Regions from separate parts of the Mus musculus genome. Here regions 1, 2, 3, 4 and 5 are each linked to region 6. The links are chromatin loops, found by intact Hi-C in ENCODE. Cell type or tissue: heart. All regions are shown on one strand. Region 1 holds the start of Platr6 (a long non-coding RNA gene). Region 2 has its middle 11 kb from the start of Gm5420. Region 3 has its middle 12 kb from the start of Gm5420. Region 4 overlaps Sgk1 (serum/glucocorticoid regulated kinase 1). Region 5 overlaps Sgk1 (serum/glucocorticoid regulated kinase 1). Region 6 has its middle 75 kb from the start of Platr6.

What was found. A loop is a pair of places that touch in the nucleus more often than their neighbours do. Peaks named below come from ENCODE experiments on the same cell type or tissue, not always from the same donor. Only the 100,000 strongest peaks of a DNase experiment are listed, where the experiment ranks them.
Region 1: a loop joins it to region 6, with 3 times the contacts of the local background. A loop is called at or near these places in 4 of 42 quality-filtered maps.
Region 2: it touches region 6 in a loop (4-fold over the local background); 6 of 42 quality-filtered maps call a loop at or near these places.
Region 3: it touches region 6 in a loop (5-fold over the local background); 4 of 42 quality-filtered maps call a loop at or near these places.
Region 4: it touches region 6 in a loop (9-fold over the local background); 2 of 42 quality-filtered maps call a loop at or near these places.
Region 5: a loop joins it to region 6, with 11 times the contacts of the local background. A loop is called at or near these places in 9 of 42 quality-filtered maps.

The regions. Positions count from the first base shown.
Region 1 is chr10:21,854,987-21,859,986 of GRCm38, reverse strand. It overlaps Platr6 (a long non-coding RNA gene), which reads left to right and starts at 1,749. Exons shown (of 5, transcript XR_001779731.1): 1 at 1,749-1,893. In heart, a CTCF peak has its summit at 2,176; a DNase peak (open chromatin) is centred at 2,166.
Region 2 is chr10:21,699,403-21,704,402 of GRCm38, reverse strand. No RefSeq gene overlaps it. Among named protein-coding and RNA genes, the nearest start is that of Gm5420, 11 kb to the right of the region's middle. In heart, no CTCF peak of the experiment used is centred here; a DNase peak (open chromatin) is centred at 2,642; H3K27ac peaks cover 277 bases.
Region 3 is chr10:21,676,051-21,681,050 of GRCm38, reverse strand. No RefSeq gene overlaps it. Among named protein-coding and RNA genes, the nearest start is that of Gm5420, 12 kb to the left of the region's middle. In heart, a CTCF peak has its summit at 2,134; a DNase peak (open chromatin) is centred at 1,860; H3K27ac peaks cover 1,012 bases.
Region 4 is chr10:21,900,494-21,905,493 of GRCm38, reverse strand. The region is part of intron 1 of Sgk1 (serum/glucocorticoid regulated kinase 1); the gene reads right to left. Among named protein-coding and RNA genes, the nearest start is that of Gm46215, 21 kb to the right of the region's middle. In heart, no CTCF peak of the experiment used is centred here; a DNase peak (open chromatin) is centred at 2,743.
Region 5 is chr10:21,988,875-21,993,874 of GRCm38, reverse strand. All of the region lies in intron 3 of Sgk1 (serum/glucocorticoid regulated kinase 1), which reads right to left. Among named protein-coding and RNA genes, the nearest start is that of Gm34267, 67 kb to the left of the region's middle. In heart, CTCF peaks have their summits at 626 and 2,425; DNase peaks (open chromatin) are centred at 254, 664, 2,244, 2,274 and 1 weaker place; H3K4me3 peaks cover 2,559 bases; H3K27ac peaks cover 2,013 bases.
Region 6 is chr10:21,780,644-21,785,643 of GRCm38, reverse strand. No RefSeq gene overlaps it. Among named protein-coding and RNA genes, the nearest start is that of Platr6, 75 kb to the left of the region's middle. In heart, a CTCF peak has its summit at 2,009; a DNase peak (open chromatin) is centred at 1,973.

The sequences.
Region 1 (5,000 bases), 74 kb before region 6:
GTTAACCAGAAAAATCCCTCACTGACATGCCGGGATCTTTGTCTCCAAGGTGATTCTAGATTCTGTCAAGTTGACAATCACTGCATTAATTATGTTCCAGGTTGTTACCATCACAACCACTCACACTTTGACAAGCTGTTCGAGGGTAGGTATTTTAGCAGTTAGATCAAAGACAAAAGTCTGTCTTCACATTTATATATTAGTGGAAAGACACAGAACTTTCCTATAAGTAGATATGAAATACAGTTGATGGCAGAGGGTAAGGGAGTGGGGTGGGAGTAGGGGCGGAGCGGGGCAGATGGAGGGAACCCTCACTTCAAGGGGATGGTCAGAGAAGGCTTCTCTGCAGAGGTGGCTGTGAAGGAAGAGGGCAATGGAAGCATCACTTAACTAGCTGGGGGTCAGAACGGCAGAGCAAAGGCGCTGAGCTGATTTATAGGAGGTAAAAGCCGGAATTAGGACAGCCAGTGATACAAGATGGACCTAAGTATACTCTTCACTTAAGATTATGTACCGAACTCACTTTTGCCAGCCCTGAGAAGGCTGGGTCTGGACGATTGTGATGTCTGGGCCAGCCTGGGCTACATAGCAAAGGTTTGGTGTGAGGAGGGATAGGAAGAGGAATAAACAAAAGTAGAAACAGGGAGTCTTCACCTGGGGCCATATTCCTGGTACCATTAGGAAACTGTCTGAATCCTTTTTATTCGAAGAGTTAAAACTATCATTTTAGTCTGTACTTCAAGGAAAGCAAAGCACACCAAAGAGAAAAACTGTCACCCTGACTCTAATCCAAGTTTATAGTACCCCGCCATCTCCCCTGTCCCCCTTTGCAAACTAATCCTTATCTTTTAGTTAAATTAGCAGTCACCGTGACTAGTATGTTTAAAACTTGGGTAAGTCTCATAGTGGGCTCCGCAGGAATTCTGTTTTCACCAGCACCCTTTTTTCCTAGAAGCCCTCTCTGTGTGTTTCTGTGTGTCCTGGACAGATTCAAACCGTAGGCCAGCATAAACCTTCCCATCCCAGACCCTCTTTATCTCTATTTCCTCATCAGTCAGAGGAGGGCAGCTTCTTCTTTTAAAGCCCTTGGTAGGGCTAATGGAGTTGGTCTATGTGAAAACCATTAAAAGCTGTCATCATTGTCATGGTTTGCTTTGTTTACTTTGAGATTTCATCTACTAGCCAAGGATGACCTTGACCTTTTGGCCCTTTTCCTGCTTCCCGAGTGCAAGCATTAACTCTCCTGCTTTTATGGGGTGTTAGGGACTGAATGCAGGGTCTTACGCATGCCAAGGACGCTTTCTACCGGACAAGCTGCAAGCCGAGTGAGCTCTTATCATGGTTTATGAGCCACTCAAGCCTTGAGTCGAAGGTTCAATACAGCTTGTCTTGGCATTTTTTTTTTTTCCTGAAAAACCCAGGTAGGGAGGATACTGATGGACCCAAGTCCATCTTGGCAAACCGATGAAACTACTGGGTTTACTTGCAGAAACATAGGGTAGCTAAAGGCAGCAGTTACATCACTGCAGAGTCCCACCCCCAGCACAGACTTATGGAAAGCTATTCCACTGATGATTCCCTTAGCAAACCCATAGGCAACCACACCACCAAAGAGTCCCAGGCAGGCAATTATTTACCTCATGTAAAGCAGGCAGTGGAGCGGGGGTGGGGGGTGGGAGGTGGGGGCAGGAATAGAAGGGCCTTGGATCCCTATCTACCTCTCCTCTCCCTCTGTGATTGACAGGGGAATTCACTGGGCCTGGTCTCCGGAGAGCTTCCTGCCAATGAAAACTGCTCCAATCAAGATGGAAACAGTAATGTTAAACTCAAAAGAAACGTCCACACCATTGAGCTGCACACCAGATTGGAGGCATTATTTCAAACAGATTGCAGGTAGGCACTCTGCACAGGGTAAGAAAAGTTGATACTTCATAGCTGTGCAGCGTGTTGTCCCAGAGCAAGCACTAAAGTTATAGTGCACAGGCTGTGGGCAGTGTGCCGGGTTTATGCAAGGCTATGTCCAGAACCAACAGGCCTCACACTGTGCCAAAGGCCCGGGACAAGCTCAGTGGTGTCAGAGCTTCTGGTCCCTGGGGACTGCAGCGGAGCCTGGAAGGGGCTGAGCATCCTGCCGCTGTCCCAAGCTGGTGGTGCCTGCCCTGCCCTTTCCTGGCTGGGTGCAGACGTGCTGGCCTCTGTGCGCTCAGGGCAGGCGCCAGGGCGGAGCACGAGAGGACTTCTTGGATGCCTCCTCCCTCAGAAACAAATTCCAGTGCCTGACTGCAGATTGCATGAATCCTCACAAAGTACTGTACCTATTCAGCCTTAGGAAAAAGTTCTTGTTTGATATCAGAAGCTAAGGGGGGTCAGGCCTGATACTTAGATGGGGAAATGGTTGAGAACTCTGGGAGCAAAAGATGCATACAAGGCCTGCAATGCTTTCCTTTCTGGCTAGTAGCCAGATGCTCAGGTGTGTGCTATCAGGAGGGTTGTCTGTGGTAATAGCCCTGAAAAGGAGACACTGGGATACTTCTTTCCCCACCCCACCCCCAAACTGTGTGAATTTATTGACTGCACTGAAAGGCAAATGATGTATGGCAAAATCATTTTTTAAAGTTAGAATTTGATAGGAAACCCGTTATCGACAGGCTGTTTAAAAGGTGCCTTCTAGTATTCAAGCAGAGGATAGGTTCCTCAAAAGATGATTACAATCTTTAGTATATTTGAGCAAAGACTTGTTGACTAGCCAAAGCACCATGCTCATCCTGAAGTGGGCATAGATGCTTGTGAAGGGGTCTGGCTTGTCCTCAGAGTATCCCTGAAGTGATTCCAGGTCAGGCTGGTAGAAGGCAGCAAACAAATGCTCTCAAAGAATAAATGTTAGCCAGCTATCATGGCTCACATAAGTCATCCCAAGGCCAGCCTGGGCTCCATAGTGAAACCCATTTCAAACAACAACAAAATCAAACTATAAATATACTGAAGGGAAGAGCAGAGACAGTGAGGGCAGAGAGGAATCCAGGCTGAGCATGGGAAGGAGGCTAGGCTGGGCTGGGCTGGGCTGGGCTGGGCTGGGCTGAGCCTCCATGGATAAGTGAAAGTTGGCGAGCCGAATTGATGGGCGGGTTGGGGAGTTCTGGGACCGGGCAAACAGGAGTACCTGTTGATTGACATGTGGAAGAGCATTGTGTCTCTGAGCAAAGAGGAAAGGAACAGGTGAGAGGGCCTGTGGGTGTATACCAAGGGTTGCCTGGTGTGTACAAGGCTCTGGGTCTGAGCCCCAGTGTATACACATGCCTCACATGAGCCCTGCAGAGGTGGGAGGAGGGAGATTGGCTGTTCGAGGCCAGCAAGGGCTACATGGCAAGTCTGTGGCCGGTATGAACTGCATGAGATCCTGTTGGAGAAGAGAAAAAAGAAAGAAAGAAAGAAAGAAAGAAAGAAAGAAAGAAAGAAAGAAAGAAAGAAAGAAAGAAAGAAAGAAAGAAAGAAAGAAAGAAAGGAAGGAAGGAAGGAAGAAGGAAGGAAGGAAAGAAAGAAGGAAAGAAAGAAGGAAGGAAAAATATAGGAGGTGAAATACGGAAGGAGAGGTGGGTCAAAGTGAGCTCAAGAGATGGCTCCACCTTGCTAAGAAACTTAGATTCCTTTCTAAAGCTGGTGAAAGTTGAAAGTTGTCCCTCAAACACAGCACCATCTCTGCTGGTCCCAGGTGTTGTCAAGGTAGAGCCCAGGGGGCATAGAAGGTAGAGGCCTATGGGACGAGGCGCTACCCGTTAAAAATGGTGCTGCTGATGGTATGTGGCTGCCATCCACACTCAGACCTCACACATGAGCAATGTGGGCTGCTAACTTTTCCAAGTTCCTTTCCCTTTCTCTCTCCCAGACCAAGGATCAACCCCTGAGCCTCACAGAAGCTAATTTGGGCTATGTGCCCAGTTCTCTTTTTGACAGTTATTAACATTTATTTGATTATGAATCTTTTTTGTTCTTTTCCACATTTCAACCTTTTATTGTTTAAGTACAGGACTGGATTATTTTAATGCAGTACTGTCCGGTTTGGGTATTTTTCAGGTTAATAGTGATGTCTCCCCAACATGAGCGAGAGAATACAAAGCTCTTCTTAGCTACAGGAAGGCCCCATCTTTGACATTCTTCTTCCAAGGTTTCAAGGAGACGTGGAAGGGTGTCTTTATCTTGCAGAACCTATCTTGGGAAACTTTGTCTAAAATTTATCCCAAGATTCTCTTATTCACTGACTCGGTGCTCAGGAAATTAAGCATGCGTTTCAGTTGATAACTTCTTTATTAAATATTCCTGATGGGAGGCCCTAGCCTCGCTCTTGGGGTTATAGCAGAGAGGAAAGTAGACTGAGTTCCTGCTCTCAGAAAACGGAAGATTACAACTGGGAACTAAGAGTGAGGTGGGCTCATGTACGTAACAGGGAGTTACAATAAGAGGTGCCAAGAGTCATGACTGGCATTATTCTCCACTGCAAATAATCAGATCATAACCCTTGGCTGGGAGTTAAGTAAGGCCTCTCTACAGGAAGGGATATTCCAGCTGAACGTGGGAGAATTCATACACCACCAACAAACCACAGAAGGAAGGGGAACGTTCCAGGCAGAGGGCTAACATGAGTAAGAGCCCAAAGTAAGTGGCTTGTCGTAGGGGTTCAACACCATTGAAGAACACTGCGGGGTGGAGCGAGCCAGGAAGTGAGAGCAGAGGATGGAAGGATGCAGGCTGGCCCGAGGATGCCTTTGGCTGATAGTGAGGCAGCTCTGTAGATGGTTATAACCACAGGAGGTTCTAAAATCCTTCTTGTACTTTTGAGAACAGCCCCCAGCTGAGAGGTACTATGAGTTTCTTAGAAAATTGCGTTGGCTAGGGTCAGCAAGATGGGTCAGCGGGTGAAAACATGAGCTGCTAAGCCTGAGGATTTGAGTTTGATCACATGGTGGAAGGAAAGAGTTGACACCCACATGCCGTCCTCTGGCTTC
Region 2 (5,000 bases), 81 kb after region 6:
CCAGGGGGCACTACTCTTTGTGTCAGACCTCTTCTCAGGCTGTTGGCCAGACATGGTCAGCCACCTTTGGGAGAGGGGTGCATCAAATTCAATTAGCTATGGATAACACAGCACTGTAGAGCAAGATTTGGCTACACATACCTAGGAAACTTCTAAGAGTGACTTCCCAAGTAGCTGTGGGTTTCTGAAGAGAACACGAGGCATGGCTACCATGTTAGGTGTGGTGAGCACTATAAATGGATGCTTTAGTATAACAGTGGACCTTAGTCCAAAAACAAAGACAAATCCTTTACCTCCTTTTTAGAGAAACATTTCTTTTTTTTCAAGTAACACACACACACACACACACACACACACACACACACCCCACTTCTACTAGTATACTTAAGTTGTGAAAATAAAATCCCGAGGGGTAGGTGCTTAAACTATAGGATTTCTTTTTTTTTTTAGGTTCTGGAGTCTGGGAAAGTCAAGGTCACAGTGCTGTCTGATGTAATTCAGTTCCTTAGTGAAGGCTGTCTTCTTGCATGAAGATGGCTGCATTCTCTGTCTTCACATAGCAGACAATGAGAAATAAGCTTTTTGTTGTCTCTCTTTATAAGCATTCATCATGATGAAGGCTCCACTTTCAGAATCTCATTCATCTAAACCTAAAATACCTTTTCAAAGCCCATCTCAAAACAAGCATATTGGCAGGGATGGAGCCCACATCTAATATGGATGTTGCGGGAAGGGGAGGCTTAACTTGGTCCACACCATTCTTTCCCTGTTCTAATGTATCTTCCTCTTGAGGTTCGATGCACACTCTGACCGTCTCATTTCACTTCAAGACATCTTTCTCTCCCTTCCCTTTTATTTGCTCAGAGTTCTGCGTTGTATGGCAGGAACAAATGGATTTTTATCTAATCCCAAGGGTGCCACAAATAAAAGCTAGTGGAATGTCAATTCCAAAGATTCAAAGAGAAAAATTACATACCCAACCATCATAGCCAAATTAATTAAAGCAAGTAATTAATTAAAGCAAGCCTTTTTATTTTGTGTGCAAGCTGTCGTCCCCCCCCCCGCCCCCCGTGGTGTTTGAGAAATCAGCTTTAGATATGAGGAAGACAGGGTTTTATACTTCAGGGGAAAGGGGTTCCCAAATGGGGATTTGACAGGGAAAATAGGTGGGGTTACAGAAGCAGGACCAAAAAAAAAGGTGGTCATAACAAGGTAGTCACAATAATCTTTTGAAACAAAGGTAGGGTTGCAAGATGGTCATTACAAATCTTTGAAACAAAGACATGATTGCAAGATGGTCTTAAGGTAGTCATAACAACTGGTGGTCATAACAACTGGTGGAAATAAAGGTATGATTGCCATTTCCTGGAGTAGACAATACAGAGGTATTTGTAGTTAAGGCTACAGGTGGGTTATAACCCAATCTTTGAGCAGCAGAGGTTTAATCATAAACAGGAATAAACCTAGCTCGTTTTTACTATAAGATGGTTTTTAAGCCTAAGATGGAGGTAGGCTAGTTCATTAAGAATCTGAGTCCCACCACCTCTACATTGTAGATATTCCTGCAGCTATAGCAGGATTTAAGATCCAAGTCCTCAAATGGTTCGCATTCTGAGAGTGTGATAGGTAGCTTGAAATATTCTCATGAAAACAGCTCCTGAGTTTATTTAACTATAGAATATGTACAGGTTGAGTTCTGGGGAAACTAAGAACATCAGAAGACTAAGTATTACAATATAGCTGGAAAAAGCCAGAAATCTAGTGAGTTCTCACATTTAACAAGAACAATAATGTACGTTTTAACCTTTCTATTATTTTCTCTTTTAACCTCTTTTAAGGTTTAAAAAAAAAGTCTCCTTTCTACTATAGCAGCTCTCAGAAACATTCAGTCACATTGAAGCCCATTTCATTTGAGAATAACCCAAGTTGCCCAGCAGATTCCTATTTTTGTTAATTGGAGTTTTTGCATACATTTTGTTAAGGTCTAAAATTACTATAAGCAGAACAAGAGATTGTTCTGTGTCATTTACATAGTTGGAGAGCTCGCCAAGGGTATCCATTATGTATATGGCAAGGGAAGCTGTTGGGCTGTCACATACAACATTTAGCATACTTTCTTCAAGTTCCCACTGCCTCTGTGAAATTCAGAGGAACTCAAAAAGAGCATATTTCAAACTGTTATTGGTGTTCTTTGTACTGCCTTGTGCTTTTAGTAACAAGATTATGGATTCCTTTTCAAAGAAGTGTAAACTTTTTCTTTATTTTTAATTTTTAAGAGTGGTAGCTAAGAATACATAGGCTCTGATTTGGATGAGTTGTAGCTTCGCTACAACGTTCCACACCCTTGGAAACGTGTTTCCCTTGTTAGCATCTCTCTTTGCCTTGATTTCTTCACAGATTAGATTGGGATCATGCTGGTCTGGTGAAATGGTTATGGGATCAGGGACAATGGCTATGTCAAGTGTCCGGCACATGGCAAGCACCCTGTACATTGTTATTTGGATAAGCTCTGCAGCCAGCTGTTTACATTTAAAGGGCATGCACATTCTCTGAGCTTGCTGTGGCTTGAAAGCCCTCTTTCCTGCCTGGTGGCCGACTTTCCCTTTCCTCATTGTTCTAAGAATACTTCGGCATATGGGCCATTGTAAATAGTAACAATTGTTTGGTTGTTCCATGAGACAGGAGAGCCCTTCCTGGAGCCTGGCTGACAGAGCTGTCTGTCTGACCTGTCTAGCTGCTCAAGGGCTGGAGACAAGGCTCAGTGTGCTCACTTCCTCCTTAGGACAAGAACAGTGTCCTTAACCAAAATAGTCTTCTTGCAGGCACTACCCAGAATAAACACAAAGGAAATAAGGGTAAAAGCCACTGCAGCCTCATTAAAGTAGAATTCTCCACCAGATATATCCAGTAACAGGTAGCAGAGTGTATGAGCCATTTTATGCCAATTCTAACATACAAATGGAGTAATTCTAAATGGTTCTGTTTAAGTTAATTGAACACAGATATTTTATCTTTTAAGCCTGGAGGGCTGCATTTGTAAATAAAGATAACGTAGTCAAAAAGCCTAATACTTAAATTATTCATGGGGTTGAGAAAAATCAGTTAACATATACGTGTGTATGCGTGTGTGTGTGTGTGTGTGTGTGTGTGTGTGTGTGTGTATGTGTGTGTATGTGTGAACACAGGAACAGACATGTTACAACATGCATGTGAAGGTCAGTAGATACACTTAGGTATTGATGTCTTGCCTTCCACCTTGACAGAGATAGGGTCTCCTAGAGGCACATGCCAGGCTAGGTGGTTCACAAACTCCTGGAGATTCTCCTGTCTCTAAAGCCCATTTTGTCTTAGGAGTGTTGGGATTATAGACACATCCTACCGTGTCCAGCTTTCCAAGCTGCAGTCCTCACACTTCCATAGCAAGGATGTTACCAAGTGAGCCATGTCCTTAGCCTAGAAAAGGCAAGTCAAATCCTGATCCAGTATAAGTGCAACTCATTGATGATATTATTTGACAAAATTTGAAGGACATCATTTTGATAACTTTACAGACATGAAAAGCTTCATTGCATAAAGGAGTTGCACTCCTTCATTCAGGAGGGAACCATCCTCTAAGTAGGGTTTGGCTGGTCTGCCGGGAAACTTTTACATACATAGAGAAGAAAGCTGTGGTACGAGCAGCTTCCACATGTAGATCTGAGAGAAGCTGCTGCAAAAGAATATATGATGTTCAAAGTTATGTATATATAACATTATTATATATAATACAGAATACACCAACAATGGGCTTAGAGTAAAATGGTCATGTGTGAGCAAGAAGAGAACATTTAACTCAGGTTATATCTGAAAGTAAATTCCAGAAATATTAAGGAACCAAATAGAAACAAAGAAAACTTTTGAGGCATTTGAAGACACTTGTGTAAGTATTGGATGAGGGAAATCTTTGTTGGTAAGATAAAAAAATTCAAAGTAAAATTTTGAATGTATTTCAAAAAAATTCCTCATATTCTTGAGTGTGAGGTGGCATACGAATCAAAGTTTGGGGTGGGTAGTTGGTTAAATGAAAATGTATAACTCATATTTAGCATAGAGAACAAATGATTTTCTAAGAGAAAATATTTAGAACACACAGGATAATGACCTGGTATTCCCAATACAGTAAAGGCACGTATCACTTAATTAGAAAATGACAGATGTGTCAGAGCACCTCACAACACAGGGACGCAAGAACCTGAAAACATAAGAGATGTCTCCTGTTGATACTGTGATCGGAGAAACAAAACTTGAGTCACATTGGAGGAAGGGGCAGTTTCTCTACCAGAATGAGTCCTAACACTTAGTGTGATGAAATTTGGGGGAAATAGACCCTCTAGGGATGCCAACAACACTAGGAATGGCTCAAAATTAGCTTTAGTCCCCAAATAATCTAGCCCTTTTCAAAATGTAAAAATAGTCACCTCTTTTCCTGTAATCTCAGCTCAGTTATATTATAGAAATCACAGTACAATAGAAAACACATGTCTAGGATACTCTGCAAAGGTTAGGGGGAGATGCATGCAGGTTGAGAGGAGACAAGAATGCATTTGAAGGAAAGCATTGTGGGAAATGAGCCCCAAACAAGGATCCAGGTGCCAATAGCCACCAGCACATTCTGAAGAAGTGGAAAAGCCCAGTTAGCTTGGTGGGTTCTAAAAATCTAAGGAAAGTCGGACCTCAGTTCTGAGTGGAGGCTCAGGAAGCTGGCAGGAGCCTGCAGAGCAGCTGCCTTGGTGAACTGCACCATGTAGGACCTCAGGCAACACAGTAGGCATTGCCATAGCCCAGATATGACACAGAAGCCATCAGAGCATCTCCCATGAGCCAGGAATGATACAGAACATCACCATGGCTTACAACAGACATCAGTGTGTTTGGGATCAGTGGACAACACCTAGACAAGATGTGTCAATTTCACCATGGTTACTGAGGCTCCTCATACTCCCAGTCAGTTTCCTGGCTCT
Region 3 (5,000 bases), 100 kb after region 6:
GTGGAGTAGAGCTAGGCATGGCTGTCTCCAGAGGTTACCTAGGCAACCCAGCCTTCAGCCAGTAAGTTCTGAGTGGGATATCTGAGGGAGACACTGAATGGCTCCAGCCTGAATAGCATTCTTGTTAGTTTTCTTTACAGCACGAGCATGTGAATGCTGAAGCCCCAAGCCTGTCTTTTCACTGGTTTCTCTCTGGCCTGGATTGATCGCCCACTGCCCAGATCAGCCAGTAGAGAGATTGTTCCTCAGGGTGCCCTGTTCCTCAGGGTCTCCAACAAGGAGAATCAAAGAAGGCAACATAATGCAAGGAGCATTTGATTGCCAATCAAAGATCTAGAGTTTTAACAGAGAGCTGTGGCATATTTCCTAGATACGTGACTATATATGCGATTCTCATTGTACCTCATCTCAGCTGTAACCAAAGGAGCAAAACAATGTGATATTGAAAAATCTCTGGATTCTGTGCATCTAAGGGTAGACCAATACAAGCATCACTGATTTACATGTGCAGTTATGCCAAGGAGGACATAGAGAGCCTGAGTCAAATTCCTTCTGGTTACTATGTTAGACGATATAACACAGACATTCAACCACCCACCCAGTCACTAGATACATGAATCCCCACTGGTTACTATGTTAGATGCTATAGCACAGGCATCCAACCACCCAGCCAATCATTAGGGATATGATATTTTCTAGACACTGGAAATAGAAAGATGAATGGAAATAGGATTCTCCTTCTTGAATTGCCCATAGCTCACTAAGGGGAGATAAATATATTCATAGCTAATGTCAATATGTGGAAATTTCAGTAAGGATGTTCAGAACAAAGAAGGTGTTTGGTGATATTGTTATCCTGTAAACCTGGACAAAGTTACAGGCAGACAAGTGACCTTTCCTTTTGTGGAGAAGTCATGGTTGTTACCCTTACTCCTTACCATGTGCTGTTACTGACAATGCTAGGATTCTCATGTATCACAAGTGTCGGCAGGCCTCGAGGAACAGGGAGAAGAAAAGGAAGAGAATAAATCCTGTCCTCCACGTAGCCAGCCACGTAACCATCATGGTTTCTTTACTGATAGACAACCAAAAACTTTCTGAGAAAAAGGAGACGGTATCTAAGATTGGCCCACTTTAACTAGCCCAATGTTATCAATTTATATTCTTCATTATAATTGTGGTGGTTTAAAACTGGGAGTTCATCCTCACTGGACAAATATGCATTTTTGAGGTTATGTCATGCAAGCTAAAAATACTCACAAATAGGCATCTAAACCCTCCAGATACGGATTTCAATCCTTACATTTCTATTTTCAAAACACTTTCTGAGGCTTCTCAGTTTTGTCAATAATCAAACAGCTGGAGGGGCGGTAGAAAAAAAACAAAACAAAACACTTTCTGCCAACAAATTTACCCTGGATATCACTTCTATTTCCCTGGCTTGTATAGCTGAAGACACTAGTAAGCAAACAGATCGTGTTTAAATTTTAAGTGATGTAGCATCCACCACTGGAAAGCCATGCCAAGTGGCTTCCAGGGAGCCGACAAGGTGGGGCCTGTAGCTGGCTGGTCTCCCGGTACCACCTACCACCTCCAACTCCAGAGATGCCATCAGATCCCACCCAAAGGAGCCAGTAGTCCCCAAGAAACAATGAGCCATTCTTATAAGACACAACCGGAGCTCTGTTACTGCGGCACAGGAAGGTCGGATAAAATCTCCCAGTCCCAGCATTCCTTTGTGTCAGCAGCCGCAAGTGGGATGTTCCTTCTGTGGTCCTTGCAGGGTGAGAGGAAGCAAGCTTTGAAACACAATGTTCATTGAAATCTGCTTTCATCCGAGGAATCCCCAAGTGGCTCCTGCTTCGAGGTGCATTCTGTCTGCAGCTGAGCCCTCCTGATGCATTTCCGTTGTTTGTTCTGGAGGGAAGGCAGTACCTTCATAAGACTAGGTAAAGGGCATCTCATTGTGCTGGATAAGGCATTATGTGTCAGGATGTCTCCAGTGAGTCTGGTGCCTAGAAGGTGCAATAAAAAGAAAATAAACTAAACAATTGAGTCCTTCAACACTGTGGCTCAGGGATGGACCAGGGGAAGACGACGCCTCTCTGGTGACTCCTGGGGCTGTACAGCTTGCTGCGTGACCTTAGGAGCAGGAAATCATTCATTGCTCAAGCTGCAACCTTGGGCACAATGCCACTGGGCACAGTGGCAGAACTGAATAGTGTCCTTAGGATTTGCTTTCTAGAACTTTGTCAAAGCAGGATGGACCCTGTGAGCCACTGAGGGGCTACCACTGGAAGAGGGAACTGACCAGTGTCAAACATACATGAGATGCTGCTTCATTCGGGCCTCAGGATTCAACCACCCTCTCTCATGCTGGAGGAAAACCATTCTGGGTACAAAGTGATTCTCTTTTATTAAGAACTGTTCCAAGTTAGCACACAGGAAAATGGGTAACGCTATTTGCTACTTCTATTCTTCTTGCTTAATCCTCTTTCTTCATCGTCTGTTTCCTTCCTGTCTGGCCAAAGTCACCTGAGCCATCCAGCTTGTAACGCAAGGCGAGAGGAGCAGCTCATGTCCCGTGTGGACAGAATAAACACTGTCTTCCACATCCAGGGCACCTTTTAACTCTGCATGCATATATACTTTAAAAATAATTTTTGAAAGGTTCTACATTTTATTACTGGACAAACCACACCCCTAATTTAGACATGAGCAAGTCTCCAGGTTAAAAATGTTGAGCTCCATCTGGTAGGACTGCCCGATGAGCACAACTCAGTATAAACCCTCAGTCTTGCCGTTGTGTGAATCCTTATGGACCCGGCTGCCTTCTCTCCCACTGCCCTCTCTTGGAATTGTATCTGATTTTGTTACCAGTTTTCATCAAATCCATTGAGAAACAGGACAATGTTGCTTTCGTTTCTTGGCCAGGAATCACTTGATTTTGAAAGTCTTGTGAGAAGACACCGCAAGAAGCCGAATCAGGGGCAGGGTGCAAGATGACGGAAGAAGAGAGAAGCCAAACATATTTTTTATTGTTCGCACATGAGCATTTTTGTCTATATCTGTGTCTGTGCACCATGTGGGTGAAAGGCCTGTAGATGCCAAAAGAGGGCACTGGATCCCCCGGAACTGAGGTCAAAAGTGACTGTGGGCTGCTACGAAGGTGCTAGAAATCAAAGCCCGTTTCTCTGGAAGAGCAGCTAAAGTGCCTTTAACCTCTGAGTCATCTCTCTACCTATCCCACTCTCATTTTTCCCCCTCAGATCTCAAATTAAATGGGGAAGTGCAGTAACCATTGTCACTTTCAGGAGTAGAAGGGGTTGGTAGAGAAATCAAGGTTAGAGGGTTAATTGAACCCCAAATTAGAGCTGTTAGCAGAACTCGGGAAAAAACTCAAGTATCAGAACCCTAGTCCAGGATCCTAATCCAGGCCATGTTTTCAGATGGGCTGCCTGTTCTAATTTGACTTCTATTATTGCTAAAAGTAAGTTGGGCAGGAACTTTATTTCAGAGCTTACAGTGTGCCGCGAAGGAAAGTCAGGGCAGGAACTCAAGAGAGGAACCTGGAGTCAGGCACGGAAGCTGAGGACACGCAGGAGGACACGCAGGCAGGAGAGCCACTGGCTCAACTGTCCCCATGGCTTGCTCAGCTTGCTTTCTTAGAAACCCCAGGACTCCTTGTCCTGATATGGCATGCTCACAGTGGGTTGAGTCTACCTTCATCAATAGTTCAATCAAGAAAACATCCTACAGACTTGCCCACAGGCCACTGTAATGGGAGCATTTTCTCAATTGAGGCTCCTTCATCCTTATGGCCTGACCTTACATCAGTTGACAAAGACAAACAAGCAAACAAGCAGTCTACTATCTAAAACAGGTGGACAGGCCAGAAATGGTGGTGCACACAATTAATCCCAGCACTTGAAAGGCAGAGGCAGGAGGATCTCTGTGAGTTCAAGGGCAGCCAAGTCTATAGAGTGAGTCTGAAACTAAAACAGAAGACTCTTCAGATTCTCCTAAGTGTCCAATGAACAATCTCAACACTGAGTGTGGGGGCTGGGGTTCGTCCACACCAGAGGCTTAAGCCCTTTGTGCTTCATGCAAAGGGTACTGGCCTGATCTAGAACCAGACAGTGACACTCGAAAAGCCTGGAAGATATTTCTTAGAATCCAGTGTACTTGTTCTAACCCAAAAGAACAAACGTCACTCTTAGGACTGACGCAGGACAGTGACAGAAACTACAACCCAGGTAGTTAACTTTCCAAGAAGGAAATAAAGAAGTACTAAGAAGTCAGAGTTCTAGCTAAAATTTATGAAACGAACCCAAGCGTCTCTTGAAATGGCTAATTTTCTTCTGAGTTACTAACAGAACACTTGAATTCTGGGAAAATTTTGTTGAATCTTTGTAGAAGATTCTCTGTGAAAGGATTACCCAAACCTAGATAGAGCAGTCCTTCCTGGTGACCTGCCTTTGACTTAAATTTCTCATTCCTGATTGTAACTCCTTTCTCTCTCCCTGTCTCCCCCTCTCTCTGCCTTCCTCCTTCCCTCTGTGCCTGTGTGTGTGTGTGTGTGTGTGTTCCACCTAAATGTCTGGAAGGCAGACCGTTTATACTCTTAGAGAACATAATTCATTTTATTTTAATTCAGCCCAAAAAGGTATGTGTTGAGTGACAGCTGTGTTAACTACTTGTAGCGAACAGTTACACCCTCGTCCTCAAGGATAACACGAAAGTGTGGCCTGAAGACACTGGCAGGCTTTCAGTAGGATTTCTATGCCTACAGCATGGGCCCCTGACTTATGGGCGAACAGGAAAGGCTTTCCGAAGATGATTCTGTGCAGAGAAATGAACACGAGGAGAGGTGAATGGGCCTGAAACACAAATGCTTAGCTGAGGGTGACAGACAACCTCTGGCCATGAAGTTGATGATGAGGAAGATCAGAGGGACACAGCGTGTACCTACGGCCCCACAGTGAAGACAGTCCTGAAAT
Region 4 (5,000 bases), 120 kb before region 6:
CTATGGAAGTGTAAGCCAAAGAAACCCTTTCCTCCTCTTCTTGCTTTTTGGTCATGATGCTTTGTTGCAGCAATAGAAACCCTAACTAATACACTCTTCAAATGTAGCCTCTAGTTTTGGTCTCTCTGCTTTAGATACATAAGTCTATATGTCACCTTCCAGACATTACTGATATCTTCCCACCTGGGGCATGCCCTGCCTAGAATCTGTGTGTGTTGGCCACATTATGTCTAACACCTGGCAGATGATAAACACATAGTTCTCAATGAGTACAGTATATTTGAAGGAAGGCAGGCAGGAAGGCAGGAAGGAAAGAATGATTTAGGACAGGGAGGAAGAAGAGGAGTTGATAGTGAGCCCATTGCTGAGGACTGTGGGCATCAGACCAAGACTTGTAATGAATTCTGTGGACAGTCTCCATTTATATCTTGCACATTACATATTGATATGCAGTGTGCTGCAGTGTGCGCGTGTATGCCACAGTTTCAGAGAGAAGAAGGCAATGGCTTTCTTCTAGAAGTCCAGGAGCAAATAATCCAGCCATTAGAACTTACACAAAGAACAAATCCTTTTGTGCAAATTATTCGGTCTTGGGGGCTCTGTTACTACACATTTGCCAAGCATGCATGAAAGCCTAGGCTTGATCCACAGTACTGCATAAAACAGAGCGCTGTAGCACATGTCTACAATCCCAGGGAAGTGGACCAGGTCATCTTTAGTTACAGAGTTCAAGGCCAGCCCAAGATTCTGTCTCAAAACATTAACAACAACAACAAATTTTAAAAGAGAGAAAAGAAAGTATTCACTCTTAGAGGTAACTAAGTGACCTTTTGTTACTTTGTAGACAAAAGGAAAGATTGCGCTTACAAAACCTTAAAGGAATGGTTCTCAACTGTCCTAAGGCTGGAAAGTTCCTCCTGTCCTGACGGCCCTGAACCATAAAACTAATTCAATGCTAATTTATAACTGTAACTTTGCTACTCTTATGAATCATAATGTAAATATCTTTGTTTTCCAATGGTCTTAGGTGACCCCTGTGAAAGGGTCTTTCGACTCCAAAAAAGGTTGTGACACAAGTTGAAAACAGCTGCCTAAGAGTCCCTTACTTTGCACAAATGGAAGTCATCATGAAAATGACGCCCCTCCCCCACCCTGGAAGGGCTTTTACATTCTAGGAAATCAAGTAAATGGAGAAAAGTGAGATATTTTTTTTTTCTTTTTGGTAAAAAAAGCAAAATGCATTTGAATAGGAAGAAGAAGACAGAGAAGAAGAAGAAGAAGAAGAAGAAGAAGAAGAAGAAGAAGAAGAAGAAGAAGAAGAAGAAGAAGAAGAAGAAGAGGAGGAGGAAGAGGAGGAGGAGGAGGAAGAGGAGGAGGAGGCGACCTTAAAGGTAATTGAAATGACTCAGTGAGTAAAAGGTACTTGTTGCCAAGGCTGAAGACCTGAGTTTGAACCCTGGAACCCACATGGCACTTAGGAGGTAAAGGAAATAGATCAATAGTTCAAAGTTATCTTCAGCAATCCAGCAGCAAGATTTGGCCAGATGTGAGCACATATCCATTCTATCCCCTAAAACAAAACAAAACAAAACAAAACAAAACAAAACAAAACAAAAAAAAACAAAGAAAGAAAACGGGGATTGAGGGGAAGGGGGACAGCAGCAGACTGCCACCATTAACTCTTCACAAAGGTAAAACGGTGAAGGGTTCCCATCTGATGGGAGAGCTGGACCTGCTGTGCAGGTTGTGACCATGGGAAGCTCCTCTCTAAGTCATACTCCATCCCTAAGAGTTGGGCCATTCTCTCATTTCTAAGCTGTGTTTCCATCCATCCACCATGATTTTGTCTGGGTGCCTCAAAAGAATTTGAGCAGAAAGAGAGAATGTGTTTAATTTGGAAGCATTAAACTCTGGTGGTCTATGTTTAAGGATCTAGATGTGGAAGGTGGCTCATAATTTGGCAGCTTCTAAAGAGCTATCCGATTCTGGCTATTGCCCTGAAGAGAAGTTAGTTAAGCCTTTGACACCTTCCACGGTTACTATTGAGCTGACAGTGGAGGGAGTTAGACTGGATGTCCCAGGGGCCTTTCTGAAGGCCAGTAGCTAAACATGGTGAAATCTTTGGGCTACAGCCAAACAGGAGGATGTTTTATTGGACAAACTACTAAAAACCCAAGTCAATTAGTCTGTATGTGTGGTTGACCTTGTTAGGCCAAGTCAGCCATTTTGATTCTGTCCAAATCGATTCTTTCCAAATCAAACCACTCAATTTGCAGGTATGGGACTAGTAATACACTTAAGTAAGTGATCCTACTCACATGTCAAAGAGAACAGGAGTCAGACCACTTATGCAACATGGAAGTCTTGGAATCAATGTACGTTATCTTCTGTGAATGAATAGAAACTAAATAAAGCCAAACTCAAGGAAGCATGGATATTAAAGTGATTTATGGAAATGCTGAAAATAGAAATCAGTTATCGTTGCCTGAGATCTGATAAAATCTGGCCATTGTACTTCCTCATACAGCCTCATAATTCCCGGATGACAGAATAATGCTTAAACCAAATGTGGACATAGAAAGATAAAGCTAGACTTGGTGACAGTTTGGAGACCTCCATATTCCTCTTGTGGTTTACACGAGTGTGTCTGACATAGCAGCATCTGGGTGGAGACATAGCAGCATCCGGGTCCGAGGAGTTGAACACTGCATGTTACAAAGCTGTGCTGTCTGTCTGCTGAGAGTCCCATAACGATTCACGCCATGCTGATTCTTCAAGTATGTGATTGCATTTGCTGTAGCCCAGTGCTGGAGCAAGAGCAGCCGGCAGGAAGCCCAGTAGATGCAAATTCTAGGCTGGCTTCTGAGACCTCCACCTCCTTCTTCCTCTTGCCAGTTTTATTTGCCTCTGGCATCGCTTTCCCAGCTTAAACTTTAAATTTCTTGTTGTTTGAGACAGGATGTAACACATTCAAGAATGACTTCCAACTCCTGGTTTTCCTGACTCTGCCTCCCAAGAGCTGGGATTATAAAGGTAAGCCAGCACACATGGCCAAAATTCAACATTTTAAATGAGCTAGACCTAAATGTATGCTGTTCAGTAGAACTAAGTGCCTGCATATCATCATGCAAACATTACCACCCACTCCTTCCCATACTGAAACTCCATATCTGTCCAATAGCAACTCCTCAGCTCTCTGCCTACTTCCCTACCCCTGGGTCCTGTTCTAGCTCTCTCCCTCCTCCTCCCCCATTTCTCTCTTTTTTGACTTTTTCTTTCTTTTGGAGAGAGAGAGAGAGAGAGAGAAGTGAATAAATACAACAAAGAGAAGATCTCAAAAATTGAAGCTGCTTTTTGCAGTGGGTAGCAGTTACTGCAGAGATCTTAACTGGTCGAAATAAGGAGAATAAGTTACTAGTGAGTGCTGAGCCCTAAATGGGACATCTGTGTCAAACCTTTGTCCCACAATGCCCAGAGAACATTGAAGAAGAGAATACAGAAAGAACTTAAGAGCCATAAGATGCGGAGGGGTGCGGTGAAGTGCTCTCTTTAGGACATAGCAGGCTGTGCACTCGTGAACTCATGGGAGCCATAGCCACCTCTACAAGATCAAGTCCATAATCACCCAACATGAATGAATGTATCTCATGAAACTCCGCCTCTAGCTGAGCTATCAGCCAATGACAGCTGCTAGGGGAAGTATTAAAAGAACTCTGGGGGAAGTGATAAAGGATTTATGTTGGATATAACCAGGATATGTTCCAACACATATATGAAATTGCCAATGAATAAATAAAAATTTTTAAAAAGCCTCATGTAAGTAGAAGCAGGCACAAAATGCTTTTGTGATTTTATTGTCTTATGTATTGACCAAGTTAGTTTTTGAGAATGTTAACACCCAGGAAAGCTGGTTCTGTCTGTTCGTCTCTATCTTACTCTCATATTCAATACAGTCCCTGAGATCCATAGACTCCAAATATTTACATGAATGAGTGAATGCTTCAGGATGGGGCACACTGCTATCATGGGCTAGAGTGACTTAAGACTGAACAGAGGGCTCCTGAGAACTCAATGTGGGGCACTGTGACTATTGAAGTAACAAGGTCCTAGGATCCCCTTAAAGAGCCTGGGTCTGTGCTAGACTCAGTAGAGGGATAGTAATAGGGGCTATAGTGACATCAGTGATGTCACCAGTGACATCGGTGCCACCAGTGCCACCAGAGAAAAGCCATTGCTAAGGAGACAGAAATGGCTTTGGGGTTTGAAGGGTCAGACACAGGACTTTCAAAGGCACACCCTTGCACAAGCCCCAGGAGATAAATGGTGTTGGCCATGGCAGGGGTTTAGAATCTGAGGTCCAAGGAGGCTTCTTTATTTAGGCAAGGGCTGCTTTCTGCACTTTGAACACTTCTGAAAAGTCTGGGGAAGGCTCAGGGTCCCTTCCTAGAATAAGAGTTTAATGAATAAAGTAAAATTCATTAGGAACACAAGCCCATCTATTAGATCAGAGTACCCTTAGCAAAAGTCCCCCCTGCCTGGTTTTGTTTCAGGTCTTTGATACATGTTATCATGTAGCCTTGAACTCCACAGCCCACCACCAGGGATATAGCATGCTTTCTGTCCTAAGTGCTGAGATCTTAGGCCTTGTGGAAAGTGTTACTACACCCAGCTGACGAAATACTTTTTAAAAAAAATATCTTAGAACAACATTAGACTCTTTGTTATGTAGATAAGCCAGCCTAAAGAAAACCTAAGAGCTACCACAAAATTCTCAGTAATAAGAGGAATAAATTAAAGATTTAAATCTACCTCTAATAACTGTCATATGATATAAAAATACCTTTAATTTCTCCAAATGGCAAAACTACAGGTCCTGCCAGCAATACTGCTATGAATCATTGGCGGTGTCCATGACGGGAGAAGACACTAGTTTTTAGTTAGCATATATGTATATTTATATTTTCTATAATTACATTAATATAACTATATTAGCAAAACAC
Region 5 (5,000 bases), 210 kb before region 6:
GCTGAAAAATCCCAGAACTTGGAAGAGGAGGAAGGAAGGCGGGGGGGGGGGGGTATGAGGGGGTCAGGAATGTGTAGGGGAGGGGGCGGAAATAAGTCTCTGCTCTACAAAAAAAAAAAGTACAATCTTCATTTCACTTTTTTTTCCAACTAATCTCCGAGAACATTCTGTTCTTTCCGCATAAATTTTGAGCCTTGCAAATTTTAATCCTAGCCATGCCAAGAACACGTGAGGAGGTGGCGAGTTAGAGGGAGCAGGGGTTTCTCTCCAGGACCGACCTGGAGTGACCCTTGCGTGGTCAGTACCCTAGCCCGGGTCCCTCTCTCACAAGGAAAAAAAAAAAAAAAAAAAACTGCCAAGATTGCATTGCACTGCCTTAAACCCCGTCCGTTTTTTCCTAATCTCCACTACCCTTCCTCCTTTGGGCTACCGGATGGCTGATGCAGGTAGACTTAATTTTTATATCCCCTTGCTTTTTTTTTTTTCAAGTTCACATAACTGAAACCCTTTAACTCTTTAAATATTAGTAAGAGACTCATCTCAAAAAGCTGGGAACAGAGGGAAGCTGCAGGAGAGGCAGCCGGAGTTGGGCAGGAGTGAGGTGCCTTACAGTCCCCTCGCCGCTGGGTGATGCCTGGCGCTGCAGCTTGACCGCCAACGTGGGGACGCGCGCCAGCGCTGGCTGGGAAGCCCAGAGCACCGGGTCTGGGCCAGGGCCGGGAAGGCGGCTACTTGGGCCAGTACCTGGCGCTCGCCGTGCTTTCTGCGGTGACTGCCCTGCCATGACCCCTTGCTGCGAAGGGCACTTTAGAATTTGACACACTACAAAATACCAGTTGTCAGGTCAGGAAAAGCACGCGAAGCTCTTTTCCCTCCCTCCGTCTTGGGCAAGTTTGTTTTGTAGCAGCAGCCACCTCCCATCACCTAACTCAATCTCTAGTCTCAGCTGCTTCTTGATTTGCTCACTTCGGACAGCTAGAGACCAGGAGAACGGACGCGCAACTCTAGAGACGAAATTTTGCTTAGTAGACGTCCTTCACAATGTACTTAGGGTGCCTGAAATTGGCACTCCAAACTAAAACAAGGTGTAGGCGATTCCGAATCATAGCAACCAGCCCCTGCTTTTTCCGTGCTTGGATTCTGCATAAACTATGAATTTGTTATTGCCAGTGAGTGCCTCCAAACCATGTGGTACCAGTCGTTTGTTTAGCCCAGTCCTGCCCTGCCCTGCCCTGCCCTGCCCTGCCCCCTCCGCATCTGCCGGGTAACTTCCCCTCCAGAAAACGTTTGCTTTGAAACACCAATCTCCACGAAGATGTTTGCTTATTTGTTTGAAACTATTAAATCAGGAACTCGTCCAGAGTCCCTCCCTAGTGCATCACCTAGCTTTCAGGAGCTTCCTCCAGCCTCTCCCAGATATCTTTGTTTTACTCATCCCATCCAAATTACAGTACTCAGAACACGAACCTTTCCAAGGGGATCTTAAGGTCTCCTCTTTCATTCTTCACAATGCTGCAGAGGTGGAGGCTGGGGTTACTTTATGGAGGAAGAACTAGTAGTTACGGAAAAAGTTAGCCTCCAGGCTATGTGCCTCTGATGAGACTGGAAGCGCCAGATGACCAGGGAGCTCCAGCCAGAGGCCGCTTGCTATTGCCTTTCTGTTCTGAGTCCCACTTTATATCTAAAGGAAATTTACATACAGGAAGGGAGCAAGCTGCAAAGTTCAACACTGGGCTACTTATCCTGCCGTTGCAACATCATCCAGAAAATTACAGTCATCAGCATCCTGGGCTTATTTCACCAGTAAGACATACAAGAAATGCAACTTAACTGATTAGCACCGCAAATCAGTCCAGAAAAAAAATCGAAACACACGCACAGGGGCTGGTCTCCCAGGGAAGAAGCTCTTGCATGCATTCCAAAAGGAATGTGGAATTCAAGTCCGAGGCCTCCGAGTGCAATGAAGAGAAAGCTCAACCATATATTTGTGGTTGGAATAGAAAAGGACCAATTTGCATGTGCCCCTTCCTCCCCATGCCTCCGGAATGGTCAGCGATTGGAGACGGATGGTCTGCTAACCTTATCATTTAACGGAGAGGGAATCAAGTTGTTGAGACTGGCTTTTCTTCCAACCGGATACCTGATGGGTGGAGCAGGCGCCCCCAGTTCTGTCCCAGCAACCTACTAAGACTTCCGAACAGGAAGATGACACACGGCAGTGGAGGGAGGGAGGGTTGGGGGGAATGTACGATGCTCCCGTTAACCGGGCACAGACTTGAGGTCGCCCCTTGATTCAACCACTTAATCTAGTCTCCTTCCTTTGTCCAGGTAGTCCTGCTACCAGGAGGTTATCGGGCCCCTTCCCAGAGTCTCCCTCCTAGCTAAGTGGCTGAACTTGCCTGACGACTCAGTGGATGTGCAGGCTAGGGGGCGATCGAGTTCTCTGAGAGAACTCCAGAAGACTGGATTGCCCTGGAGCTCTAATGTGTCCCAGAGCATAGCCCTGCAATTCTTCCCGGAGCCTGAAAGTGCAGAGCTTTGGTGGGAGACTGGCTTACTAACTAGTCCAAACTCCCCTAGCCAGTGGTCTCACAAGTATGCGTCAGTATGGGCAAACCGACAACCCAAACTGACGGAACTGGTTTACCAAGCTGTAAACAGAACATAACTGTTACTGTTTTGGAAAGCTGCCTTGCTCCTATTGCTGTTGGAAAATGGACTATGCAAACACTGAAACATGACAGTTTAATATAATTTATTTAATTCAAAGCTTCACAGAAGACGATTTCTCCATATACTAGAGGAACTGGTTTGAAATGCATTGTCTAAATAAATACTCTGCTACATCTACTCTTGGGCTCCTTAATCCTCAAGTTGTGATGACGTAGATAGATATTTCATCGATAATAAGAAAATATCATTTTGTATTGCTCCAGCACACACATGTGTACAGTTTAGCTCCCCTCTCCCCTGGCCTTTTATACTCATTGGTAATGTAGGTACAAAACTTTCCTTGCGGAATCCTCAAAACACACAGAACCATCAGAAAAACCACAGTTATTATATAAAATATAGAGAGAGCAACTGAATCGATGAGTTTTTGTTGAGGGTTGTCACTAAGAGCATGTCTTTTTATTAAAATAGTAACCCCCAGGAAAATTGATGACAAACGACTTGATTCATGAGAATTAATATGGACAAGTGGTGTCTAAGCATCTATTTCTGGAGCACAGCTTCTATCATAATTGTTACCATCCATATGTAACTGTCAAAAGTGGCATGCATAAAGATGAGAGGCACAGGAGAAAACAAGAGAAGTATACACTGTCCTTAATGATGTCATTAAGTTATTAAATCCACACTGCTAAGCTTATTTATTACGGAACTCCCCCACCCCCAAGAAATGATAATACTGATGTTCTACAAACATTCTTTCTAGAAAGAGAAGTTTTAAGTGTTAATAAGGGGCAGAGTGGAAGAATCCAGGGCGTTCTTGGAAGAATGAAAATCTAGGTAGCAACAGCAGGTAGGTCTGTGACTCTGCAAAGTCAGTTTCACTCCATCTTTGGAATGTGGCCAGGGCCCTGATACAATGAACAACAAATAAAAAGTTTATAGAACATCAACAACCTTACCAGCCAGAATACATGTAGAACACTACCTATTTGCCTTGTGTTTAACTCTTAAGAGTTACCTGGGGGGCTGGAGGTTAAGAGCACTGACTGCTCTTCCAGAGCTCCTGAGTGCAAATCCCAGCAACCACATGATGGCTCACAACCATCCATAATGAGATCTGATGCCCTCCTCTGGTATGTCTGAAGATAGCTACAGTGTACTTACATATAATAATAAATAAAATCTTTAATAAAAAAAAACAACAACAGTTACCTGGGGGCCAGGAGGCAGGGGAATTGTTTTAGAAAGTTTCTATCTAATCATGAAAAATAATGGTCTATCTGACTAGAAAAGGAAATTGGGAGAGTCTTGGAATCAAAATTAAATACTGTGTATGACCTAACATCAAGAGACCAAGGTCTCACAGAAAGCCTTACATACGGTCAACAAAGCTGTTGGGCTACCTACCCGTTTATATTCTAAAAGGCCCCTTACCATTGCATACAAACTAATCCAGACAGTGAACTGGGTTGAGGAGCCCACTCTTCCTCCTCCAGCTTCAATTGCTCCAGGGTGAATCTACTCATGAAGCCCACATTCCAGGAAATCTCAAATCCTTGTCTTGATCATCATTAACACAGAACCTGGTATTTCTTTGCAGATCCATGACTTGAGATTATGAAAATTAGATCCAAGATGGAGACGGTTAAGGCGCTCTCTTTCAACCCTCCCTATTTTACAAAGTGCTCATAGAAAGAAAACAACTCCCAATTTCTGACAGATCTGTCAAACTAGGGTAAAAGCTAAAAGCCTTCCTTGGCTCACATTCCAAGTCTCTCCTGAAATCTTTCCCATCCTGACCCTGTAATTGTTCTATGAGGAAGCTAGAGCAGTTGAGGCCACCCCTAGGCTACAGTGTCCTACAAACCCTGCCCACAGATGACAGAAAGAAAAGACAACGTGATAGTAGTAGTGGGGGGCAGGGGCTGGAGAATTGCTTGGTGTCTTTTCTTGTACATTAATGGTCTTTCATCTTGACCATATTTTTTATGTCCCTCACACAAGCTCAGGAGACACAGTGAATACAGATGGTGAACGAATGCCTGGTCAAACACTTAGCTCTAAGTGAGGCCTGCTATCTGCAAGAATTTCTTGTCATCTCTGTAGAGTGGGGCTACTGATATTTTCATCCCATAAATTGTGAAAAATAATGAACATAAAGAAATTATATGCCTCTTTCAAGATGGACTTTCATATGGAAAACATGACTATATCTGTTGGTGATACACACACCTTACAACTTCATATAAAAAGCCTCAAACAAGGAGGCAAGGTGGCCCACACTTTTAACCCAGCACTCCGAGGACAGAGGCAGGCAGACCCCC
Region 6 (5,000 bases):
CAGGCTGGCTTGCATGCTCAGTTCCTACAGTAACAGTTCTTCCTCTGTGTGACGTCGTGGAGGGTTGTCATTTAATGGCCCCCAGGGAAATAGTGTCAGAAGACAAGTTTCATGATTGGGAATGGCCATTTTTATTAAACCACAAAGTAGAACTTAAGGGGAAAAAAAGACATCAATAATTGCTATAGATAATAGATTATTTGGAGAGTTCACCAAGTGAGTGTATTTGTGAATACCTCCGTATATGAAGGAGTTCCTAAGGAGCAGAAAGGACGCAGTCCTGGCCAGGCAGGCAGCTGATGTATGCTGAGAGACACTCTTTATTAGGCACTGTGTGCTCAGTGTGAATGCAGACAGCTCCTAATTCATGTGGTGTGAGTTTCTAACAAGCCTCTTTGTAAACCAGAGTCTATTTATTTATTCAGATCAGTTGTCTTCTCGTTTAACAAGGCCTGATGCATGAAAGGCAACATTCTGTCCTGTTCTAATTCTAAGATATGTCCAATTCAGTGCAGGAGACCGACAATTCTAAGTCTGGGGTCGGGGGAGAACAATGCGATGTGTATGAAATAATTGCACTCTTTGCTAAGAACTCCATGGTAATAAATACATAAATATATAAAAGACTGGAAAGACAGTGAATGAGGCTCAATGTCCACAAAGATAGGCTTGCTTGCCATTGGACTAATGTGATCTTGAATCAGGGTAAAAAATGTACCCATGGTTAGTATTTTAATAAATTAATTGTGTGTGTGTGTGTGTGTAGGCAGGCACATGTGTATAGAGGTCAGACAGCAATTTGCAAGAGTCTGTTCTCTCTTTCTACCATGTTGGCTCCAGGCACTACTGAATTCGGGAACTCAGACTGTGAGTTTTGGTGGCAAGCCTCTTTTCCCTGCTGAACCATCTTGCTCCAGGATAATGGTTAGGATAATCTTCAAAAAAAATGAGAGTTCTCATACACCTTAAGAATTCTTCAGATTGTTCGTTTACCTTTGCTCGGATACGGAAGTATAATGGGGCTTTCTGTGGTTCCTTACTGGTGTCTTAGCTACAAGAATCCTTCTTTTTCACCCCTACAATTAGCTGCATACAGTTCAGGGCTTGTCAAGGTTTCCTTGTATGGCTGTAGGAATCTTGGCATCATCAGGAAATAAAGTAAACGACAAAATCAACCTTGAAGTATTAGCTATACACGGGCTGCCAGAGTCAAAGTTCATACATACAATTAAATTTACTTTTCGTTAAAACTATACCATTCTACATAAAAATTACTTTCCTCTGGATGTCTGGCTTTTACGATGACTTTATTAATTCTCCAAATACCCAGTGATTACTACATAACCATATTTCTCTATATATTGGATTGTATTAGATCAAATTGGTCCTTGCGTCAAGGGAGTTGGTAATCTGATGCAGAAGCTAGATGGAATTATTACTCTATAAAAATACCTTCTGGATCACCAGAATAATCTCAGATGATGCTGTGAAGAGGCATAAATATGAAGAGAAGAAAACAGGCAAAGTGATGTAAGGAGAGAGATCCAACGGAGTGCTCACCGTGAGTGATTTCATCAGCACGCAAATGTCACCCTGCCCCGTCTCCTCTCCAGTAGTCATTTGATGAATACTTCCTTCTACCCCTCTGTCACCCTCTCTCTTACTCATGCTGTTTACTGCTTGTATTCTTCACAACTGTCTCTGGGTCATAAAAATGATAAGCAGAGGCAGAAAACCCAGGGTGGTGGTGGTGGTGGTGGTGGTGGTGGTGGTGGTGGAGTAGAAGAAACCAATCTGTTTGTTCAGCTTTCCTTTGTTTGGTCCCTTGGGGCAGATGTCATCTGGTGGAAGGAATATAGAATGAAGTCATAGAACTTGGCGATGAATCTTCTTTTCTAAGGACTTTCTTTGACTTAAGGTGACTCATCGTTTTCCTGTCTCCAAATACGGCAAAATGATTGTCCTGGCAGATGCTGTTGTGTTAAGTGAGGAGCAGGAGGCACCTGCTGGATATGCACTTCATGTCAGGAAGCAAGGCTCCCTGCAGTCTGTCCAGTAGCAGCCCAAGCACAAAGCCAGCCTGTCCTCTAAGACGATGGCCAAGGCGGTGTTGTAGGAAGCAGTGAGGTTCTAGGGATGAAACGCTTCTTTTTGAGAAGCGTAGATGCTCAGAGTAAAAATTAATTATTTAGCTTGTGCTTCGATGAAAAAAGGATGTCAAGAAAATAATCTATGTGTTGAAAACATGTCGCCTGGCTAGAATCTGGGAGCATCGCTGACTCCTCCCCTCTCCCTCGTCGAGGCTCATGAGTTCTGCTTACTGAGCCCTGCCTTCTATCTCCTTGGCTCAGTCTGGCAGCATCTCCTCTGGCCTTGTGGCAGAAACCGTGTCCACCTCACCCTGAAAGCACTCCCTCATCCACAAGGCATTTATTAAGGACCGAATGGGCCAGGTGTTGTGGTATTCATACGAATAAGAGGCCCTCAAGGTGTTCACATGTCAGAGGACAGGGAGATAGCATATGCTTGTTAAACCATGCTGTGATTCAAGCTATAGGGATACATGGGAAATTACAGGTATGTGGAGGAAGGGCACCTAGTCTAGCCAAACAGTGGGCGTGCCTAGATGGGCCCATAATCTTCCTGTTGTGATAGGTGACTGACACATGAAGGCTGAATAGGGGTTGACTTAGGTCAGTCCAGGGGTCGGGATGAAATAGAAAGATCAATCTGTTGTTGCTGGTGGTTGAGAGGGTGGGTGTATTAGTGACTTCTCACTCCTGTGACAAAATGCATGACAAGAGGCAAAGGAAGGAAGGGAGGGAGGGAGGGAGGGAGGGAGGGAGGGAGGGAGGGAGGGAGGGAGGGAGAGAGGGAGGGAGGGAGGGAGGGAGGAAGAACAGAAGGGAGGGAGAGAGAAAGGATGGAAGGACAGACAGAAGGAGAGAAGAGAAGGTGAGTTTATTTTGCCTTATAGTTCAAGGGCATACATTCATCATGGGAAGAGGGGTGTAGAAGCAGGAGTGGGAAGTCGCTGATGGTCATATGGTATCTGCAGTCAGGAAGCAAAGTGTGATTATTTTCAGCTCACTTTCTCCCCTTTTATTCAGCCTGGGGCCCCATCCCATGGAATGGCACCATTCACACCTAGGGTGCTTCTTCCTACCCCAATTAACCTAATCTGAAAAATTCTGCCCAGAAACACCCTGAGGTTAGTTTCCATGGTGATTTTAGATGAGATGGCAATCACGAGATGCCAGGTCAGGGAGGTCTTACATCCCACGCTGTGCTCTAGCTGTGTCTGGCCAACAGAGATGGAGTGCAAACCACAGCGGGGAATTTAAAATTTACTAGCGGCCTCATCCAAAGAGCCGAAAACATGACACTCATCTGCAATTCTAGCTTCAAGAGGCTGAGGCAGGAGGATTTCAAGTTTGAGCTTGAGACCAGACTACATAGTGACTCTATTTCAAAAAGACAAGAAGAACAAGAAGAAGGAGGAGGAAGAGGGGGAGAAGGAGGAGGAGGAGGAAAAGGAGGAGGGGGAGAAGGAAAAGGAGTAAGGTAAAAGAGTAAAGGAGAAGAGGTAAAACTAATACTTCACTTCAGTTATATTCATATATCAGAAATAACTTCATTTTCGCATATATCTAACATAAAATCATGATAATGTGCTCCTTCTTCTTTTTATACTGTCTTTGAAACACAGTAAGCTTGATCCCTGGACTAACACTCTGTTGAGACAAGCCACATTGCAAGTGCCTAATGGCCTGCCCAAGAATGCTAATTCTAGGAGCTGCCCAGTGAAAATACTCAGGAGTCTCCGGCAGAGTAAAGCAAAGCAAAGCAATATTGTATTGTGAAGAAAGGAAACTCCTTTCATTTCCAGGCTGCTATAGCCAAGAAGAACACACAAGACTTCTGAAACAAGAATATACGTAGCCCTTCCTTGTTCTGGGGGCGGGAAGAGTAAGATCAACGTATTAGCTGGCTTGATTTCTCCTGAGACCCCTCTCCTTGGCATTAGGCATTTGGATGGTTTTTCTCCCCCTTACACCAGTGTTAACCGACCTGTGGGTCTCGACCCCTTGTGTGTGTGTGTGGGGGGTGAGTAGCCCTCTTACAAGGATTGCCTAAGACCATAGGAAATATCAGATGTTTACATTTTAATTCATAACAGTAGCAAAATTATAGTTACAAAGGAGCAAGAAAAATATATTAATGGTTAGGGTCACTACAACATGAGAAACTGTATTAAAGGGTCGTAGCATTAGGGAGGCTGAGAGCCACTGCCTTAGACCCTCACCCTGTCTTCCTTCTATGTGACAAGCCTAGATCCCATCTTTAACAGATGCCATTTTGCATAAAGGTCTCCCCTAATAAACTCACTTTAATTTAATTACATTATCCCTCTAATTACCTTTACCCTTAATTAAGAATTACCAGATAACCTTATACCAAGGTATTGAGGGTTAAAACTTCAGTGTGCAACTTTTGTGGGGCCACCACACAGGCCACAGCACCAAGCCTATTTACTCATCTGTTTTCACATAACACTAATATTCCTCTGCAGTGTGATCACACAACATTACTCCTGTGTACATAATGACAGGACTGTGGCCTTTAACCATTACCAACCATTCAGAGATCTGCTTTTGCTCAGGGGACCTAACGGAAGAGATATGGAGATGAGTTTTCTTGGGGCTTGAGTGAGGTCAGTCACAAGTGGATGATGTTTGGTGCCATGGTCGACTTCCACCGCTGAACGCCAGACCCTGCATAACACGAAAATCCGGGTACCCTTCCAGAAATGTTTGTGTGTGTGTGTGTGTTTGTGATTCATAGTTCCCACGTCAACAATGGAAAGAAGATGAAAGCACAGGAATTATTGCAGGGACAACACGGGCTCTGTTTCGGCTGTGAAGTCAGGCAGAGGGAGGCAGAGAGAAACCGACATCCTGGAAACCCTCTGGAGACTCGGGATCTCCAGAGCCACTCGG